Linked DNA regions of Homo sapiens: region 1 is linked to region 2. A link is a contact called in ENCODE Hi-C or POLR2A ChIA-PET data. All regions are on one chromosome and are shown on one strand. Each heading gives the region's core, a stretch centred on a gene start or an enhancer-like site at or near the end of the contact. The rest is flanking DNA. Distances are from core to core; before and after follow the strand shown.

Region 1 (6,639 bases), core at 599-3,098, 630 kb before region 2:
CTATCGTTGTTGGACATTTGGGTTGGTTCCAAGTCTTTGCCATTGTGAATAGTGCCGCAATAAACATACGTGTGCATGTGTCTTTATAGCAGCATGATTTATAATCCTTTGGGTATATACCCAGTAATGGGATGGCTGGGTCAAATGGTATTTCTAGTTCTAGATCCCTGAGGAATTGCCATACTGACTTCCACAATGGTTGAACTAGTTTACAGTCCCACCAACAGTGTAAAAGTGTTCCTATTTCTCCACATCCTCTCCAGCACCTGTTGTTTCCTGACTTTTTAATCATTCTCAGCAAACTATCGCAAGGACAAAAAAACCAAACACTGCATGTTCTCACTCATAGGTGGGAACTGAACAATGAGAACACATGGACACAGGAAGGGGAACATCACACTCTGGCGACTGTTGTGGGGTCGGGGGAGGGGGGAGGGATAGCATTAGGAGATATACCTAATGTTAAATGACGAGTTAATGGGTGCAGCACACCAACATGGCACTTGTATACATATGTAACAAACCTGCATATTGTGCACATGTACCCTAAAACTTAAAGTATAATAATAATAAAATTTAAAAAAAAAGAGCACAGGTTTGGAAACAAGGCTGACTTGGGTCTGAAGCTCAGCTCTGCCACTTACTGGCTCTATGATCTCGGGCAAGTCAGTTAACAACCCTGATCCTCAGTTTCCTTATCTGTAAAATGAGCATACTCATATCTCCTATTTTTGTTGTTGTTGTTTGTTTGTTTGCTTGTTTGTTTGAGATAGGGTCTTGCTCTGTCACCCAGGCTGGAGTGCAGTGGCCTGATCACGGCCCACTGCAGCCTTGATCTCTAGGGCTCAAGTGATCCTCCCACCTCAGCCTCCTAAGTGAGTAATTGGGACCACAGGTGCAAGCCACCATGCCAGGCTAATTTTTAAATTTTTTGTAGAGATGGAGTCTCATTATGTTTCCCAGGCAGGTCTCAAACTCCTGGACTCAAGCCATCTCCCACCTCTGGCCTCCCAAAGTGCTGGGATTACAGGTGTGAGCACTGCGCCCAGCCTCCCTTGTAGGGAACAGACGTGAATGTGTTTAATATGCCCAGCACACAACACAAACACCAAGGCAGTCAAGCCAGGTGCCTGGCCCTCCTGGGAGCCCTTCCCAGCAGCCCTGGCAGTGAGCAGAGCTGGGACATGACCACGCCCCAGCATCAGCTTTTAGGAAGCAGATTCTGGCTGAGTCATTCAAATGGACTGGACTTCACTGCAGCTCCCTTGGAAAATGTGGGTTTGATTCAAGAGCCTGTACATCTGAAAGGTCATTCCCAGAGGCCAGTGGGGCACTGGGTGTGGAGAGGGGAGCAGTCACCCCTCCTGCCTTTTTGCTGGGGCATTTCTGTTTATCAGTGATATCAGTGACTGTTTCAGAAATGTCCCAAACAGCCTCGCTTTGTATCCTGTTGCCACTTGCCCAAAATGCCTTTCTCCTAGAACCTGTTTGGCAGCATCTTCCTGGAACGATAGGGCAGCCAAGGTTGGAAAGCCAAAGTCAGAGACACTCCTGGAGAGGGGTCCACCTGATGGGCCCTGTGTCCCTGTGCTCCCCCAGGTGTCTCTCAAGTCCCCAGGGTGGAGGCGTTTCTGCCAGCCCTTCTCAGAAACTTCTCTGCCCCTTGTTGATAGTAGAAATTAGCCAGCTCCTGGAGGCTGCCAGGCTGCCTGCCAGAGAGGAGCAGTCACTGCTCACATGCCAGCTGCCCCAGGGAAACTCAGAAGCCTGGAATGGAGCCACGTGGAAGAAATATTCCACCAGGGCGGTCCCAGCCTCACAGGGCACTTCCTCCAGTCACAGGGGCCCTGCCCTCCGGAGCTCCACAGCCTGGGAACTCCCTGGGGGGATGCAAGGAGGCTGCCCTGGTGCTGTAATAAGAAATCATCTAGCTGTGTGCGGTGGCTCACGCCTGTAATCCCAGCACTTTGGGAGGCGGAGGTGGGCGGATCACCTGACGTCAGGAGTTCGAGACCAGCCTGGCCAACATGGTAAAACCCCATCTCTACTCAACATACAAAAAGTAGATGGGCATGGTGGCACATGCCTACAGTCCCAACTACTTGGGAGGCTGAGGCAGGTGAATGGCTTGAATCCAGGAGGTGGAGGTTGCAGTGAGCCGAGATTGTGCCACTGCACTCCAGTCATCTCAAAAAAAAAAAAAAAGAAAAGAAAAAAAAGAAAGAAAAAAGAAAAGAAAAAGAAAGAAATCATCTGATAGCTCTCATTTGTTTAGTGCTTACTGTGTGCCAGGCCCTGGGCTGGGCACTTTGTATTCATTCTTTCATTTAATCATTAAAGCCGCCTAGTAATCACACTTATATGAACTTATGAAGTCCAATTTACTCCGTCATGGAGAAATTACTATGTAGTAAGCGTTGTGGGGGGAATAACAATATTAATAATACATAGTCTCAGCCTTCAAGGCATCACCCTCTTGTCTTAATCCTCCAACTTTGGAAACTAATTGCTTTTTGTCTCTTTCGACCGGGGTTTGAATCCCAGCTCCATCACTTACTAGCTGTATGACCTCTAATAAGTTGCTTAACCTCTCTGTGTCTTGGTTTCTTCCTCTGTAACTGGGAATGATCATAATAGAATTTATCTGTTAGAGTTGTGAAGATTAAGTGAGAGAATCCATGGGAAGTACTGGGAACAGTGACTCAGTTCAGAGCACTTAATAATAAGTGCTAGCCATGTATGGGTGTGGTTCAGGGGTGTGTGAAATGTTAGGCAAAATGGCAGATGAATTCATATGGGGCTTTATATATCTCAAAAGAAAGGAGGCATGACCCAGAGACCTAGAAAAGGGGAAGAAGTACTTCTGAATGGGAGATCAAATGTAGACTCTTGGCTGAACCTAGAGATCTTGTTGTTCTATTTTGTCTACCGAAGAGCTGAGTTACTTAGGGAGCTTTTGTAGACAGCACCCTAACTTTTCCTGAGGCCATTTCAGAAAGACACAGCAATCTAACCGTTCAGGACTTGGGGGGCACATCATAAAGGTTATGTACCATAAGTCTGGGGGAAAACTTAGAGATTATATATCTCGTCTGAATGCATCAGTTTATATATGAGGGACTCTGAGCTTGGGGGTTCAGCCTTATATTTTCCTAAGATAACAGCTCAAAGGAAGAGAAGTCACAGATATGAAAGTTCAGTCAGAGGGGCTGGGCCGACATCTGTGCTTTTCCCTGCAGGATTTTTAGGATCAGTGAGACGGTGTGTATTTGGAAGCATTTCAAATGTGTTACCATCGTGTTACTTCCGTGGGCACCTGGTGTTATTGGTTGGACTAGTCAGGATTCTCCAGAGCAGCAGAAGCAATGGGATGTGTGTGCATGTGTTTGTGCAGAGACAGAAAGAGAGATTTTAAGGAACTGGCTTATGCAGTTGTGGGGGCTAGCAAGTCTGAAATTTGCAGGGCGGGCCAGCAAGCTGGAAATTCATGTAAGAGTTGATGTTGCAATCTCTAGTCTGAATTCCACAGCTTAGAAAACTCAGGCAGGGTTTCTATGTTAGAGTCTAGAGGCAGAATTTCTTCTCCAGGAAACCAGTTTTTGCTTTTAAGACCTTCAACTGTTTGGATGAGGCCCATCTAAATTATAGAGGGTAATTTTGCTTTACTTAAAGTCAACTGAGTGTAAATGTTTATCACATCTACAAAATACCTCGACAGCAACATCTGGACTTATGTTTGACCAAACAATTAGACACCACCATAGCCTAGCCAACTTGACATTAAAATGAACCAGCGCAGCTGACCACCGGCACAGATGTAGCAAGCCAGTCTCAGGAGTCCTGATGTCTTTCAGGCCTTTTTTTTTTTTTTTTTTTTTTGAGACAGGGTCTTGCTCTAACACCCAGGATGAAGTGCAGGGGTGTGGCCACTGCAGCCTTGACCTCCCAAGCTCAAGCAATCCTCCCACCTCAGCCTCCTGAGTAGCTGGGACTATTGGTGCATGCCAGTATGCCTGGTTAATTTTTAAATATTTTGTAGAGATGGGCCGGGTGTGGTGCCTCACGCCTGTAATTGCAGCACTTTGGGAGGCCGAGACGGGTGGATCATTTGAGGTCAGGAGTTTGAGACCAGCCTGACCAAAATGGTGAAACCCCCATCTCTACTAAAATACAAAAATTAGCCGGGCATGGTGGTGGGCACCTGTAATCTCAGCTACTCGGCAGGCTGAGGCAGGAGAATCACTTGAACACAGGAGGCGGATGTTGCAATGAGCCAAGATTGCACCACTGCACTAGATCCTGGGCGACAGAGTGAGACTCCCTCTCAAAAAAAAAAAAAAAAAAAAAAATTTGTAGAGACGAAGTCTCACTATGTTGCCCAGGCTGGTCTTGAACTCCTGGACTCAAGCGATCCTCTGGCCTTGGCCTTCCAAAATGTTGGGATTACAGGTATAAGCACCGCACTGGGCCAGGCCTTTTCAATAAGGTTCTGACACACTGGCTGGTAGGTGAACAGCAAAGGAAATGGTTCCGCGCAAGAGGGCGGGTGGTTTGGCTAAGAGAGCTGTTCAGTTCTCCCGGAAACCTTGTTTGGAGGCTGGCATTGGGGTTAATTACTGCAGTGGTGACCTCCGCAGAACTGAGTGAGAGGCAGGCGTAGCTAATCGGAAAACAGGAAATGTCCTGAAGAACGACTTGAGCCCTTGAGCACACTCAGAGTGTGCTCTGCATTTGAGTCAGTTGTTATGTTCTGAGCTGAAAATATTTTATTGCTTTCCATAGGAAGAAACAGTCATCTTAATAAAATTAGACGCAGGAGCCAGGTTGGGGGGTAGGTAATGTGGAGAAAGGGGAGGGAGTTTCCTGTAATTCAATTTGATGTTCAGTGCCTGCAGGTTTAACCTTTTTTTTTTATTTTTACAGAGGTAGAATAAAATAATTGACTAATATAAATATGTGACTGGCTGCTGATAAGAAAAATAATTTATCTACTTTTTTTTTTTTTGCCTGATGTGTTTATGTGTGAGAATAGGTTTTCAATAAAATGTAACATATACACATTTTGATAAACATCAGAGCCTCCTTCTTGAAAGAGATTGAGCTGGGTTTCTCCAGAAGGGTAGGAGCCAATGCCAGCCACTTAGTTTTTCCTTATTAGCTAGGGAAATGGGAGGTGCAGTGGTTAAATGCATGGGCTCAGGAGTCATACTAGACCTGGTTAGAGGGCTTCGTCCTAGCCCTGTGATCTTGAGCAAGTTACCTAACCATTCTGGGCTCTCTTTGCTTCTCTGCAAACTGAGGATAATAAAACAGTGCCTACGTCATAGGCTTGCCAGGAGGATTCAATGAAATGATGCATGTAAAGGGCTTAGCAGGCCGGGCACGGTGTCTCACGCCTGTAATCCCAGCACTTTGGGAGGCCGAGGTGAGCGGATCACTTGAGGTCAGGAGTTCGAGACTAGCCTGGCCAACATGGGGAAACCCTGTCTTTACTAAAAATATAAAAATTAGCTGGGTGTGGTGGCACACACCTGTAATCCTAGCTACTCAGGAGGCTGAGGCAGGAGAGAGATTGTAGTGAGCAAAGAGCGTGCCATTGCACTCCAGCCTGGGCAACACAGTGAGACTCTAACTCAAAAAAAAAAAAAGGTGGGGGGCTTAGCAATGCCCAGCCTGCAGTGAGCATCCCCTAGAGGTAATGCCATTAGCATCAACCTCACACAATGAGTGCCAGGAGCTGCAGGAAGTTCTGGTTGAATAGCTCCACCTGGTCTGTGGTCAACTGGCATCTGCCTGGACTCAGCCACTCCCCTTTGTTTTCAACACACAATTGAATCATGTGTTCAGGAACATGCATTGGGAGAATTGTTGGGCCACTTGGTTTTTCTCATGAGTTATAAAATTTTGAAGTTATAAAATCCAGTTTCTAATACCCTCCTCCTTTAAGTACTTATATCAGCCAAATGAAGCTTAGCCTGGTACTTGAGGCTTCACAGTGAGACCATAACCTTCCCACAAAGCCCGTTTGCCCCCTACCCAGTTCTATGCTCTTTGGTTCCAGCTGGTTGGGTCCTGGAGTGTCCCCAGATGTGACATAACTGGTTCTCCCTCCTCCATGCCTGATCCACCCACCCTATTGTGTCTACTGGAGTGAGCTCGTCTTCTGGCTCCACATTTTCAACCCCTCCTTGCCCTTGAATTCTCATCTAGCTCAGCCTCTGCATCTTCTGTGCACACAGCCTGAAGTCACCTTTCTTTCCTCTGAATTTTTCTGTGCATTGATACCCCTCTGATAGCAACTGAAGTCCTTTCTCTATCAGTCCCGTATAGCCACATTTCCTCTCCCCACTAGACCCCCTGAGGGCAGGAACCATGTCTTGGGTATTTTTGTGTCTCCTACAGTGCTCAATGCCTGGCAATTTCACAAACATTTGTTGGGTGGAAGAATGAAGGAGCTGATTAATGTTTGCGGAAGAACTCACTCAGTGAACCATTTCTGTGGGCTGAGCTGTGAGGTCTCTTGGCCTGAGCTGACCAGTCATTATTTCTGTTTATTCCCCCTCTGACAGGCAGGAAGAAACTTCAGGATGAGAATGAGACAGGCAAAAGCCTGGTGGAGCTTTGTGCTATTTCTTTTCT
Region 2 (6,398 bases), core at 854-3,353:
AAATAAAATTTACATTACTGTAAGCCAGGCACAGAAATGCAAATACTGCATGATCTCACTTATATGTAGAATCTAAAAAAGTTGAACTCAGAGAAGTCGAGAGTTGAATGGTAGTTACCAGAGGCTGAGGAGAGACATAGATGGGAAAAGGAAAGATGTTAATCAAAGATGTTAATCAAAGTTTCAGCTGGACGGGAGAAATAAGCTTTGGTGATCTACTGCACAGAATGGTGGCTATAATTAATAATAATAATATACTGCGTATTTCAAAATTGCTCAAAGTAGATTTTAAGTGTTCTCACCACAAAAAGTATGTAAGGTGATAGATATAATAATTAGCTTGATTTAATCATTCTACACTGTAAACAGACAGTGAAACGTCACGTTATACCCTATAAATAGGCTGGGTATGGTGGCACACACCTGTAATCCCAGCACTTTGGGAGGCCAAGGCAGGCGGATTTCTGGAGTTCAGAAGTTCAAGACCAGCCTGGACAACATGGCGAAACCTCGTCTCTACAAAAAATACAAAAACTAGCCAGGCATGGTGGCACACACCTGTGGTTCCAGCTACTCAAGAGGCTGAGATGGGTGGATTGCTTGAGCCCAAGAGGCCACTTGAGCCAAGACTGTGCCACTGTATTCAAGCCTGACTGACAAGAGACAGACCCTGTCTCAAAAAAAAAAAAAAGTTCTACACTCTAAATATATGCGATTATTATTTGTCAAATTAAAAAAAGTTTTAAAAAATTTACATAACTCAATATTTCACACCTGCTCAGAATTTCAAGGTGTTATGCATGATTGTTTACTTCAGGACTCTAAAGTATGTATTTATTAAGTCATACTAGAATATCCATCCCAAATGGAAACTAGACAATAATAGTCAACACTAATATTTATTATTTACTCTGTGCCAGCCAACTATTATGCTAAGCACCCTATAGACACTAATTATTTGAGATAGGTTTTATCATAATCCCCACTTTATAGTTTCAGAAACTAAGGCCAAAATCATACAAGTAGTAAATGTTCAGTCCAGATTAAAATCTAGACCTTTGATCTTAATGAATATACTTGATAAAATAAGATTTAATACAAATCTTACATTTATAAAGATATAAATAGCAAGAACATTCTAGAACATCCACAGTTAAATTTAACTACTTATTTTTTGTTTTAGTATGTCATTCTAAGATTTTATAGTATATACAGTTTAGGGTTTTTTTTTTTAATGTTTTCTTTCCTTTCCTAAAAGCACGTTATCTTTATTCCTAAAAACATTAAAGTCAAAGAAATATGATATCCTGTTTGCTCTTAAACTGATAAAACTTCATGGTCAGCTTTTGGAAAAGTGCCTGAGAGAGTCTGTGAATACAAGTGTAAAACAATTATGTTATCATAAAACAATTACAAAAATTTCTTCTGGTACGTCATCTTGTACAATTCCCTTTTCCTCCTATTTTTCCCAGCCCTCTGCAGGGCCTTCTTTAGACATCCACCCCCGCCCCACAGCCCCCCACCTTTCTACCTCCCACTAACTTTGCAGTACCCTACAATGTGTCCATGATTTTATCATCTCAGGCTCAGCTACAGCCACAAAACATGCTGTGACTTCTGAACCCAAGTCGGTTCAGACATTGTGACCTCAGGACCTGTTCTAAGGGGCTAACAACACACCTGCAGGACCCCAAGGGGCATCACGAGCCCCAGGCTACATCCAGGTCTGAGTCAGTATCCAGGGGAGCAGGTCTGATGGGTGATGCCTGACAGCAGGAAGTTCTAGTGTGAATATGGTAAATAAATGTTATGAACACTGCTACTACCCTATCCTAGGACCATACTACCGTCACTAATTTATCAGGATCATCCTCAATATGAAGATTCAGGCAACCATTCCCAATGCATTGAATCGATATGCTACTTGAAACCTATTGACCATCCTTGTGCAAGGAATTTGATAATACTGAGTAAAACAGGGACTAATGTTGTTTCCTCGAACATGGCCCCGGACAGCCATTAAGTCTCCCAGGGACAGTCACGCCCCCTAGCGGAAGGAGCTGGCAAGGAGCCAGGCACATCTACACCAGATGGAGAGGCTACAGTGAAAATCAGGAAACCTAAACAGAATGAGAACATCCAGTGGAAATTAGCCTGTGGTTGCAAGCAATGAAAACAATGATGCCCAGGGCAAAAAGATTAGGGCAGCAAAACTAGTTGCAGACTTTACCTGCCCGTAAGTTTCAGCCTACCAATATTCTGCAAGCTAGGGGATTTTTTTTTTTTTTAGAGGAGTCTCACTCTGTCGCCCGGGCCAGAGTGCAGTGGCCCGATCTCGGCTTACAGCAACCTCCGCCTCCCAGGTTCAAGTGATTCTCCCGCTTCAGCCTCCCAAGTAGCTGGGACTACAGACGTGCACCACTACGACTGGCTAATTTTTGTATTTTTCAGTAGAGATGAGGTTTTGCCATGTTGGTCAGGCTGGTCTTGAACTCTTGACCTCAAGTGAGCTGGCCTTAGCCTCCCAAAGTGCTGGGATTACAGGTGTGAGCCACCGTGCCTGGCCTAGGTAGGGGATTTTGAATGGCCAAAGCTAAACCATGCTGGGACAACACAGGCACTGACAGTAGGCCTTCCTTTACATTTCTCCCTTTTTTCTTAAGTTCAGTCGCCATCTGCATGGCTAACATCAAATTCTACTTTTCCACCGTGGTATTTTCTTCCCCAATTCAAACTCTATAGTTGGCTGAGATGGCTTTAATGGATGTTTCATTGGCAATGCAAATAAACCTTGGGAAAAGTATAGAGTCTCAGCTCTCTCCTGAAACTATCTTTCCTTCAAACTTAATGCTATGGGCCTTAAACACCATTTCACACACAAAATGAAAACAAATGCAAGACCTCAGAATCATCTGATTCTTGTCCACTCTTTCAAAAAGAGGGCCAAAGGAGCCAACACAAGGGCTCATTGGGAAAGTCAGGCAGGAAACGAGCTGGACCATCTGGAAGAAGCTTGTCCTGGGAGTAGCCATGTATAAAGTCAGGAGGTGGGAAGAACACAGCCTGGTGGGGTGAAAGGCATTATAGGCCATTGACAATGACTCTTGGTCGCCACAACCCACTCATGACGTCTGAGACAGAGGAGACTTGTTTTCCCAGATGATGTGTGGGAATGAGTATGCGGGAAGGTTTGAATGCTCTGCAAAAGAAGTGCCGTTCAGTTACCCTTGAATTACACTGGTAGAAACCATCTCTTGAGTCCTGAGTCACTGAGCTCTCTGAGCTCACCTTTTTAGGGGAGCAAACTCCACCTGGCCCAGATATGAACTCTGACCTCAAATAGGCCACCTCAGGTTGCCTACCTGCAAAACAAGGTGGGCAGGGAAAGGAAGCTAACAGAGTTCAGGATTTTACAGCAGAAAATATTTGCCAAAGCAATGCCTTTTTTCTGTGACAGGGAAAAACACGTAGGTAAACGCTTCAGTATTCTCTCTACCTCAATTCCCAGGTGTAAGCTTTTCCCTGGGAATGTTTCTCTCTTGCATTTCCAGTCCCAGTATCCTAACCTTTCTCTCACTGTTCATTCCGGGGCCTCAAGGCAGGGCCTTCAGCTGCCTCCAGCCAAACTCCTTTTCCACCCTCTCAACCCTTATAGCTTATAGTTTTCTTTTGGTTTTGGTTTTGGTTTGTGTTTGGAGACAGGGTCTTACTCTTGTCACTCAGGCTGGGGTGCAGTGGCATGATCACAGCTCGCCGCAGTCTTGACTTCCTGGGCTCAAGTGAGCCTCCCCCTTTGGCCTCCCGAGTAGCTGAGACTACAGGCACAAGCCACCAACTAATTTTAAAAAGTGTTTTATAGGGACAGGGTCTCACTATGTTGCTTCAGCTGGTCTTCAACTGGCCTCAAGCGATCTCCCACCTCAGCCTCCCAAAGTGCTAGGATTACAGGCATGAGCCACTGCATGTAGCCAGAGCTTGACGTTTTAAAATACTTCCTCCTCCTTCTCTTCTTTGCTGAAATGATGACATTCTTGCTGGACTGCCTCTTTTCACTTTTATTAGAAAGGTAAGTATTTTCGTCACCATTAGCCCATGAGCTCGTATGAATCACATTCTTAGGGGCTTCCACAACTGAATATTCACATCTAGATGGGGATTCACAATGGAATATTCACATCTAGATAGGAGAGGCTTCAAAGAATTCAGAGCATTTGTTCTGGCTTGTGTGTGTGTGTGTGTGTGTGTGTGTGTGTGTGTGTGTTATGTTATAACCATTTCAGGCTAAAGATTCCTGAGGGCAGGGCCTGTGTCTTACTTATATCTTAGTAACCTTTATAGAGTTTCCACAAGGCCTAGCACCTAGCAGCTAGGTAAGTAGCACTAGAAAGAGCATTAGAGCTATGCCTTGCAAGATACATTGGGTTTTAGCAGGCAGAAAGAAGAGCGAATAATAGGGGAAAGGAACCCTAAGCTCCAGGAGGCATATTGTCAAATAGCAGAGTCTAGTTTGACTGAAATGAGAGTCCTGTCATTATTTTTCAACCCTCGTATTTGGCCACATGAGCTGATGTGTTCCTTAAGCACAGTTACAGTAGAAAATCAGCGACACACGTACATATGTATGGAAAGGCATCAAATGCCAATCTAAGAAATCTTCATCTAATCAACTTATTAGATGAACAGTTTAGAAAATTAGGAAAGCTTTTTGTTGAATACTGTCCCAGATAAAGGCTTGTTAGGGGGTTGCAACTTCACTCTACCCCCCAAAATAACATCAGTGTGTTTTAACAGTAGCCTTTGGAAAGGAGTGTTCTCACCCTTTTTTATACCCAAACATTAACCTAACAATTGGCATTTTAGGCCCACTGCATGGTCGTGACAGGGTAGCACCCGGGGAACATATCTATGCAGGCTCTGCCCTTGAGGGTGATGCTGAGAGAGTGCTGTGGCTGCCAAATCTAAATGATTTTTTGCTGTAGAAAGACAAGGTACAAGATTGGTACCAGGGATATTTTTCCTAAGAAGAGAAGGTAAAAAAGATCCAAGCACCAAGAAAGGAAGTCAAGTCCAACACCAGAGACAGACTAGCCGACAGGTTAGTTCTAAGGACAGACAAAGTCTGTAGATGTTGGCCAGTGTTGTGAGACCGGGGAGAGGTAGAAAGGGTTACAAGTTGAAGGCCAAGGGCTCTGAAGCAGCAATGGGAGCAGAGGCCATGGCCTAAAACACATCTAGGCTCCCTTCACCCTTTCTCTTGTTTCCACTTAGACTTAGCCACCTAGCATCTAGCACTTAACTACCTAGCACCTGGCACTTGACCACCTACCTAGCCACTAGGTGGATGCACAAGTTTTAGAAGGCAATGGTACAATTTAAAGTATGCCCCATATGGAAAAAAATTGTTGAGTTTTCCATTGCTACAAAGCTCTGATTTCTGCTATTGAAAATTACCAGCTCTTTTTCGCAGAATATTTATGATGCTCAGATAAGACAAAGGTATATGTAATAGTTATAATGGAGTTGTAATTATTTTGCAACTATACCTACATATTGATAATCCAAGAATCAACCAACAAATCTCAATTGTTTACCATGTCCCTAACACTACCCTAAGACCTTTGAAGATATTCAAACTATGTTTAATGCAAAATAAGATTTAAATAGCTGGGAGAAATTTATTCAGGTTTAAACTTTAGTGGATTTAGAAGCTCTTGGCCCTGGGGTCTTTCTGAGAATGAAGAGGTCACACACACACACACACAGATACACACACACACATATCCTTCCACTTAATCTACAAATATTAGTCAACAAATATTTATTGACTGTCACTATCAAATTCAGTGATGAATATCTTGTTCCCACACTGATAGGTGTCAGAGACAGGCAGACATAGAGAATTAAATTTTAAAAGCTGCCCTTTGAACACAATGACACATAGTTTTTCATTTTAATCCTGTTCTTGAACTGTGAAAATTAATACCCACATTACCAAAGAAGCTATTTTTAAACCTTATATATTGGTATTCAAGAAAATGTTAAAAAAGAAAAAATAAATAAACCTTATATGGAAACAAAATAATACATATCTGAATGGTCACCATACACTCAAGAAAGCAGCTACAATACAAATAAATGGTCTACATTTTTTCCTATGACTCATATCCACCCAAATGTAAATTGGCTTCATTGATATGTCTAATTGTTCTGAATGTTTTTCACTAAGTGATATGTTAAAGAAAACAATTGAAACCTCATATAAATTTATTTGGAGGTGATTGAGGTCCTTTTTGATCATTTGAAAGTCATAGTTTTTAATCTTATGGTGATGAGTTAGGAAACATGCAAAATAAAATGGATTAATTATGTCCTGTAATCTCTCTAAGGATAAGAAAACT

What was found. Hi-C counts contacts between places; a loop is a spot of excess contacts on that map. ChIA-PET counts read pairs that join two places held with the same protein, here RNA polymerase II (POLR2A).
Region 1: a loop to region 2 is called in a map of endothelial cell of umbilical vein, with 4 times the contacts of the local background. The contact joins two enhancer-like sites. A Hi-C loop is called at or near these places in 1 of 168 maps with a recorded cell type or tissue (endothelial cell of umbilical vein). POLR2A ChIA-PET finds 5 or more read pairs at or near these places in 3 of 52 experiments (A549, BJ and HEK293T).

Annotation. Positions count from the first base shown.
Region 1 is chr10:93,461,105-93,467,743 of GRCh38, reverse strand. All of the region lies in intron 1 of MYOF (myoferlin), which reads left to right. Among named protein-coding and RNA genes, the nearest start is that of MYOF, 18 kb to the left of the region's middle. Within about 2 kb of position 1,848, at least 35 of the 41 ENCODE cell types and tissues checked have a DNase peak (open chromatin) inside an H3K27ac peak, as active enhancers do; they include endothelial cell of umbilical vein, where a contact is called at or near this core.
Region 2 is chr10:92,834,961-92,841,358 of GRCh38, reverse strand. It overlaps a transcript of EXOC6 not described here. Among named protein-coding and RNA genes, the nearest start is that of EXOC6, 10 kb to the left of the region's middle. Within about 2 kb of position 2,103, at least 9 of the 41 ENCODE cell types and tissues checked have a DNase peak (open chromatin) inside an H3K27ac peak, as active enhancers do; they include endothelial cell of umbilical vein, where a contact is called at or near this core.